2 separate regions of the Homo sapiens genome follow, and region 2 is linked to region 1. The links are chromatin contacts, found by Hi-C or POLR2A ChIA-PET in ENCODE. All regions are on one chromosome and are shown on one strand. Each heading gives the region's core, a stretch centred on a gene start or an enhancer-like site at or near the end of the contact. The rest is flanking DNA. Distances are from core to core; before and after follow the strand shown. Region 1 overlaps ARFGEF3 (ARFGEF family member 3). Region 2 overlaps ARFGEF3 (ARFGEF family member 3).

Region 1 (3,428 bases), core at 35-2,534:
TCTAGTCTGGAATTGATGTGAATACCCACTGGGGAAACCTGAGTAATTATGTAATTAAATAACTAACTCTTACCTCTCCACCTTCTGCTAACTTGACCAAGGGAAGAGGCTAGGTAACAATTGATATGGTTTTTTAATGAGGGTTAAGGTGAGCAAAACTGAAGAATTACTGAGAGAAGATTTAGGATAGGGCTCATTTTTAGGCCTAAAGGAATCCTTCTAGAATATTTTAAGTGAGAGCAGACCTATGCTAATTTTCAGTTTAATGAACTCCAGAGAGAATTGTTCTATGTAAAATAATGGGTTTTTTTTCCTGAAACTATAACTGCCCCATGGTGTGCTTTATTTTATAAATCCTATTTTGTTTTTCTGTATTTACCAGCTGGGAGAAAAACCTTCAAAAACAAAAGGGGTTTTGTAAGCTTATTTCAGAGGCTGTTGGTAGGACAGAAGCCAGGAAACTGGGTCCAGCTGTGCTTGGGGGTTGGGAGAAGGAGAGATCCCGTGACTGGGAAGGGCAGAGGGAGAGGGCTGAACACAGAGGACACCCAGGACTGAGCAGGTGGGAGGGCTGCTGGATTTACCCCCAACTCTGAAATAAAGCTGTATGTGGAAGACAAGGCCAGCAACACGACCTTTGCTGAAAATGGGGAGGGTAGCATTCATGCATTTCAGAGGTAGTAAAAATAAAGATGTAATTTAAAGTCAACAGGAGGATTTGATTAAGAAAGAAAACAATTGTTAAAGGTGTGCATGCCCAGGCATTCAGTACAGAGGATGTTTTTATGAATGTTTGCTTGAGATGATTGCCTCGCTGTGTTCAGTTCTACATGTTAACGTCTGTATCGGAGGGGTCTGGAGAGAGTGATGCAGAGTGGGAAGACAGGGTGGGGACTGGGCTCATGTGGATCAGGCAGTTGGGAAGGGGGAGCAGGTGGCCTGGGTTTGGAGTCAGAGCCAAACACACAGCATGGTGCATGCCGGAAATGCAATGAGGAACAGGACACAAGCTCTCTTCTCTCAAAGAGCTTGTCATTTGCTGAAGGGAAAGCAAATAGATCATCATAATACAGATGCAAGTCCTGGTTCTCCTACATATGCCTTTTGGGACCTCGAGCTGGTCATTTTGCCTGTCAGTTTCCGTAAATGGAGATGGAAACGGGAAGGTAGGGAGGTGCCTCTGTTTCCCCAGTGTGACAGGTCTGAAGAGATCCCATTGCAGGCCACAGAAGTGGCCTCAACCTCCCCTGTGAGTGCTCAGCATGTGTCCACGCTGGGTCTGTCCAGAGGAGGGCATTGCCCCTTTGTATCTCCCCCATATTGGGGCAGAAGGGCAGCTTCCACCCACAGGGCTCGCTCTCAGAACCCTCTGTGCGTTACTGATGTGGACTGAGGCAGCACTTCTCAAACTCTTTGGTCTCAAGACCCTGTACATTTTTAAAAATTATCCCACATAGCTTCTATTTAAAATTTGGATTGTATCTATTTACCATATTAGAAACTAAAACAAAATTTTTAAAATTATTCATTAAAAATAATAGCAAACCCATTTGATGTTAATATAAATGATATAATTTTAATGAAAAATAACTACTTTTATTATACTTCTACCATCCTCATAGCTGTGGAATTAATATTCCCCCAAACAATGTAGTCCTTACTGGGTTCTTATGAAGATTACATAAGATGTAATCTTCATAAGACAGCAGTTTGCAGAATGTACAACAAATGAATTAACATTCACAACAAGTGAATGAAATGTCACTAGTAAACAGGCTTGCAGTTTTCTGGCAGTTTGCAGTGTGATTAAGGTTTCCCCGCTCCTGTGCTGGGTTTCAAAGTGTGATGTTAGATAGGAAAACAAGGGTACCGGGAAGAAAGGGCAGATGAGACTATGGATTTAAGTAGCATTATTTCCTCGTCCTGTGAATATAAAAGGGCCCAGCTTGTCCTTGGGAATTATAAACAAATCTGCCTGAGCAGGCAAGATTTGGTAAACTTGACTATGGCAGTCTTAAGTGTTCTTTAAAATAAATTCTGGTGTCTGAAATAAGAGAATTGGAATCTAATGTTGCTCTATCAGTGTGTTCTGTTTCCATTTTTACTTACAGACTTAAAGAAATTTCTTTGAGCTGGCCTCTCTCATGGCAGTCCATGGATGAGGGTGGCTGTTGATGGAGCTATGGGTGGGACGGAGGACATCACATTTCCAGTAGTACTGCAACACATACTTACCTGAAGATGATGCTTTGGTTTTGTTTTTAACCAGAAAATACACAAGGGTATTCTTAGTTTAGGGGGTAATTATTTGCATTTGTAAATTCTCTAGGCCTTCCATTATTTTCCAATGGAGAAACCATTGCTTGCCTACCCAACATCCAACTGCTCCTTATCCTCAATGAACCTGACTAGGTATAGGATCTGCTCTTATTATCAGCCCTGTGCTTCCAAGGAGGCTGGCCACGGGCTTGCCCTGCATCAGAATATGAGAGGGGTACCCTCTCAGTCTTGTGAAAGTGAAGTTCTTTCTTCCTCCAAAACGTTTCACCTTCAAATGATGCTTGGAGCAGCTATAGCTGTTTGCAGCTGTGAAAGGAGCCAGCCAGGGAATGAAGCTGACACATGGTGGATCTGAAGAAAGATAGAAAGGGCCTCCTGGCTGTGTTAAGGGGGCACTGAATCACCTGAACCTGGAGCTAATCTGCCTCCTTGTTTAGGACACGGAGGGAATTGGACTTTGTTACTTGCAGCTGAACGCACCCTAACTGATGCACCCTCCCTAAAGGAATGATCATGACCCGTAGGGATCCAGAGAAGGGAGGATAGCCCCGGCATGTGCAGCTGCCATAACCAATCTGAAGAGCTGCTGGTAGGATTCTTTTCTTCATGTCTGGCTGTCTTTTGACCATTTTGTTGTCCTGTTATTTTGTAAGATAAATAGTTGAAGTTTTAAATTAAATGGTTGGTAACTTTGATAAAATATGGAGGAGAGCTGAGACATCTGTGGTGTTTACAAGGTATGGGACCTTAGAGGTAGGGCTTTGGGTTTCTTTCCACCCCTTGAGCATGCAGATGCATATTAGAGCCTCGACCTTTCTCCATAAATTACTGATTTACTTGTAGAATCTCCCATCCAGACCTTGAACTCCATCATCCTTATACCCATGGCTGCTGGTGCTACATGAGTGACCCCCAGTAATGAGAGTTACCAATTATGGCGTATTGTTCTATGCCAGGAATTATACTAATGGCTTGGCATGCATTGTCTTATCGTTTACAACAAGTACAATAGGTACGAACATAATCTGCATTCTAATGATAAGGGCACTGAGGCTTGAGTGATAAAATCACTTGCTTGAGGTCCCACAGCTAATAGATGATAGAGGTTCAAATATAGGTCTGACTCGAAAATTGTTTTTAATTATTCT
Region 2 (3,168 bases), core at 626-3,125, 43 kb after region 1:
GTCTTCTAGCCTTCTAAATTATTATATACCTCACAATTGCAAAAGCACTTATCACAGTCAGCCTTGAAGAACAGTTGCAGGCATTCATTTCTCCAATAGACGGTGCGAGTTTTTTTGATGTCAAAGACTGTGCTTCCTTTATGTTTGTAATCCCACAATTAGAACCTTAGTGAATAATGACTGGAATTGAATCGTAGCCTAAAAGGGAGGACAGAAGGAAGAAAGTGGAGCTGGATCAGAAAAATGAGAACTTGTGGCATTGATAAGACATGGAGTGAAAAACCAAAGGTTCTATGCTTTTCAATGTGGATTATCTGATATTTCTAATATTTTTTTTTACTTGAAATAAGCCTAATCATCTATGTTGGAATAGCTACCATGAACTACATCAAATGAGACTTGTGTAGCTTCTGTGAGAAGACAGGCTTAAAGGTCTGTCTCATCTGCACTATTTCTTTAAACATTCATTTAATTTATTTGTTCCTGTAACTATCCTTGGGAGGTGGGATGGGAATTTTAAAGGTAAAGGGCTAGAGGACATAGACAAAGTCACACACCAATTAAACACCAAATCACATGCATGATCATGTCTCATTTGTGGCCCTGACATCACAGCCTCTGCTCTGCCCTGATCATGGTCGCTGGACAGGGTGTGCCTGACAGAGAAACCCCCGATCATGACCAGGACATGTCCTTGGGAGAGGATTAATTCAGGATGTTCTTAAAAGAGCACATCTGCGATTCTGTGCTCATCATCATTATCTGTCCACATCCATCCCTCTCTCATATTAACGTGACCACATTTTCTGGATTGTTGTCACTTGTGCCAAAATCTTGCAATAAATCAGCTTTGCTTTCTCCTTTCAAGTCTAATTCTAATTTTTTTTCCCTAAACCCAGGGTTTCTGTACACATTTTAAATTGAGGGATTGCTTCTTGCATATAGTAGCTATTCAATTATCTGGGACTTTTATTAGCCATTGTAATGATTTTTCCCTTTTCATGGAAAGCTTTGCCCCTGTTTTCCCTATTTTCCTTGTGGCTCATTTATGGAGGCAGTTTCTGCAAGCTGGTGTAGATTGCAGGACGCTGCCCATCACTCAAGTTCCTGCTGTTCCATGGTAATTTAGTCAATATGCTTTAATGACCCTGTGAAGGATATATTTTTAATAAAATTGCCCTCAATATTTAGCTGCTTCTGTTTTCCATGGGGCCAGCGTGCTCAGAATGTTAATCTAAACTTGTTGCCCTCTCATTATGCAATGGAAGTCAGATGATTTCAATTTGTTATTGCCCTAAATTTTCTACCCCTAGTCTGTGTTTTAATCCGGCGAATTAATACATGCTAAGCATTGGGAGCATCAACAATTTCAATAAGTCATTTTTATCTGCTGCATCATCCTGGCTAGATGCTCTGCCCTTAATACATCTTGTGAGTCCCAGGAGGGCATGGACACCATCAGCCCTGTAATTAAAATCTGCTGTGCTTTTCATGCAACAAACTGCATGAGCTTAAGGAACTGGCTCCGTTAATGTGCTTTACTTTCCTTTCATTATTTCCTGCTGTTTTCAGGGTTGATTTTGTTTTTTTTTTTTCCATATAGCTCAGTGAGTCTTTGACTATTGGTGGCCAGACATTAGGTGTGGAAAGCCTTCCTTCCAACATCTTGTGAACATGGTCAGCATTGGCTGGGGGCCTGGGTGCAGGTATCCTCAGCTTCTGTGGACTGTTGTTGCAGGGAGGTCTCCCTCTACATATGCTGGGCTTCCCTGAAACACAGGGAGTCAAGCTTCCTGCATTCCCCTGAGAATCTTGATTACCAATACTGCTAACTCAACACCCTTACGAAGACCTCACCATGGGAACTGCTCCTGCTTCCAACCGCTGCTCCGAAAAGCAGCTCTTGCTCACAGAAAACTGGGTCAAGTTTCAAACACTTCTTCCTAAACCTACCTTTGTGTACCTTATATGAACTCACAGAGCCACGGAAGGCAGAAAGTTGATCGTCAGTCCTATAAGCAATGTTAATAATTAACCAGTGAGGACAAATATTTGCCATCATTATTTTCATATCGTAAAGTGGTGCCAGTCTTTATTGTCAATACTTAAAAAATCAAGAGCCCAGAGGGACCAAGTGGCCTCTGCTGGCCACCACCAACTCAGACTCCCCGCCCCCCGCCATGAAACATGGCACTAAAAATAAAAAACCTCAGAGTAAGAAAGCATCATGTGACAATGTCCTGAGGGCCTTTCACAGGCTCCACGGATGGTATAGTCTAATGAGAAGATTGCAAATAAGCAAACAAGTCATTTATGAGACTGATGTCTGCTCTGAAGTAAATGAAACAAGGAGATGTGATACTGAGTACTTTAGAGAGGGGGATCTGGGAATGTCTGTCTGAGGGGGCGACATCTAAGACTGGAAAGAAGCCAATCAAGCCACGTGGCAAAACAAATAGAGGAGGAGCCAAGGACAGGGCTTTTCAGCCATGGGACCACCACTGTGTACTTACAGGGGCCTGGAAGACATAGCCTCCCTCCAAGCCCAGGGTAGGTCCTGGTGACCCCACTGTCCTCAGCTTTCATCCCTCCCTACCTACCAAATCCCAGTTCCCAAAGATTGTCATGAAACAAAAGAAAGCTATTTCCCATGAGGCCAAGAGGCAGTTGCTACCCAATCCCTTTTTCTCAATCGCCATGGCACTGAGACAATTTTTTTTTTTTTTTTTTTTTTGAGATGGAGTCTCACTCTGTCACCCAGGCTGGAGTGAAACAGTGTGATCTCGGTTCACTGCAACCTCCGCCTCCCGGGTTCAAGTGATTCTCCTGCCTCAGCCTCCCGGATAGCTGGGATTACAGGCAACCACCACCACACCTGGATAATTTTTTTTTTTTTTTGTATTTTTAGTAGAGATGGGGTTTTGCCATGTTGCCCAGGCTGGTCTCGAACTCCTAATCTCAAGTGATCCGCCCACCTCAGCTTTGCAAAGTGCTGGGATTACAGGTGTGAGCCACTGTGCCCAGCCAACTGAGCTGATTTTTATTTGGTGTTGATTCTTGGATTAAGTCCCTTTAAGAATCAAAAGACTGAGGAGCACACCTGCAATTAATACCCACCCTTGTGACTAAATATGGCAAAAAAAAATCTTTTTTACCCCCCTTTAATTG

Evidence for each region. A loop is a pair of places that touch in the nucleus more often than their neighbours do. ChIA-PET counts read pairs that join two places held with the same protein, here RNA polymerase II (POLR2A). Pooled maps may share reads with other maps.
Region 2: POLR2A ChIA-PET joins it to region 1 with 11 read pairs in PC-9. The contact joins two enhancer-like sites. A Hi-C loop is called at or near these places in 2 of 168 maps with a recorded cell type or tissue (dorsolateral prefrontal cortex and heart right ventricle) and 3 of 50 pooled maps. POLR2A ChIA-PET finds 5 or more read pairs at or near these places in 3 of 52 experiments (Caco-2, MCF 10A and PC-9).

The regions. Positions count from the first base shown.
Region 1 is chr6:138,182,647-138,186,074 of GRCh38, forward strand. The region is part of intron 2 of ARFGEF3 (ARFGEF family member 3); the gene reads left to right. Among named protein-coding and RNA genes, the nearest start is that of ARFGEF3, 22 kb to the left of the region's middle. RefSeq lists enhancers at 604-1,105, 1,106-1,605. Within about 2 kb of position 1,285, at least 3 of the 41 ENCODE cell types and tissues checked have a DNase peak (open chromatin) inside an H3K27ac peak, as active enhancers do.
Region 2 is chr6:138,225,461-138,228,628 of GRCh38, forward strand. All of the region lies in intron 4 of ARFGEF3 (ARFGEF family member 3), which reads left to right. Among named protein-coding and RNA genes, the nearest start is that of PBOV1, 8.6 kb to the left of the region's middle. Within about 2 kb of position 1,876, at least 5 of the 41 ENCODE cell types and tissues checked have a DNase peak (open chromatin) inside an H3K27ac peak, as active enhancers do.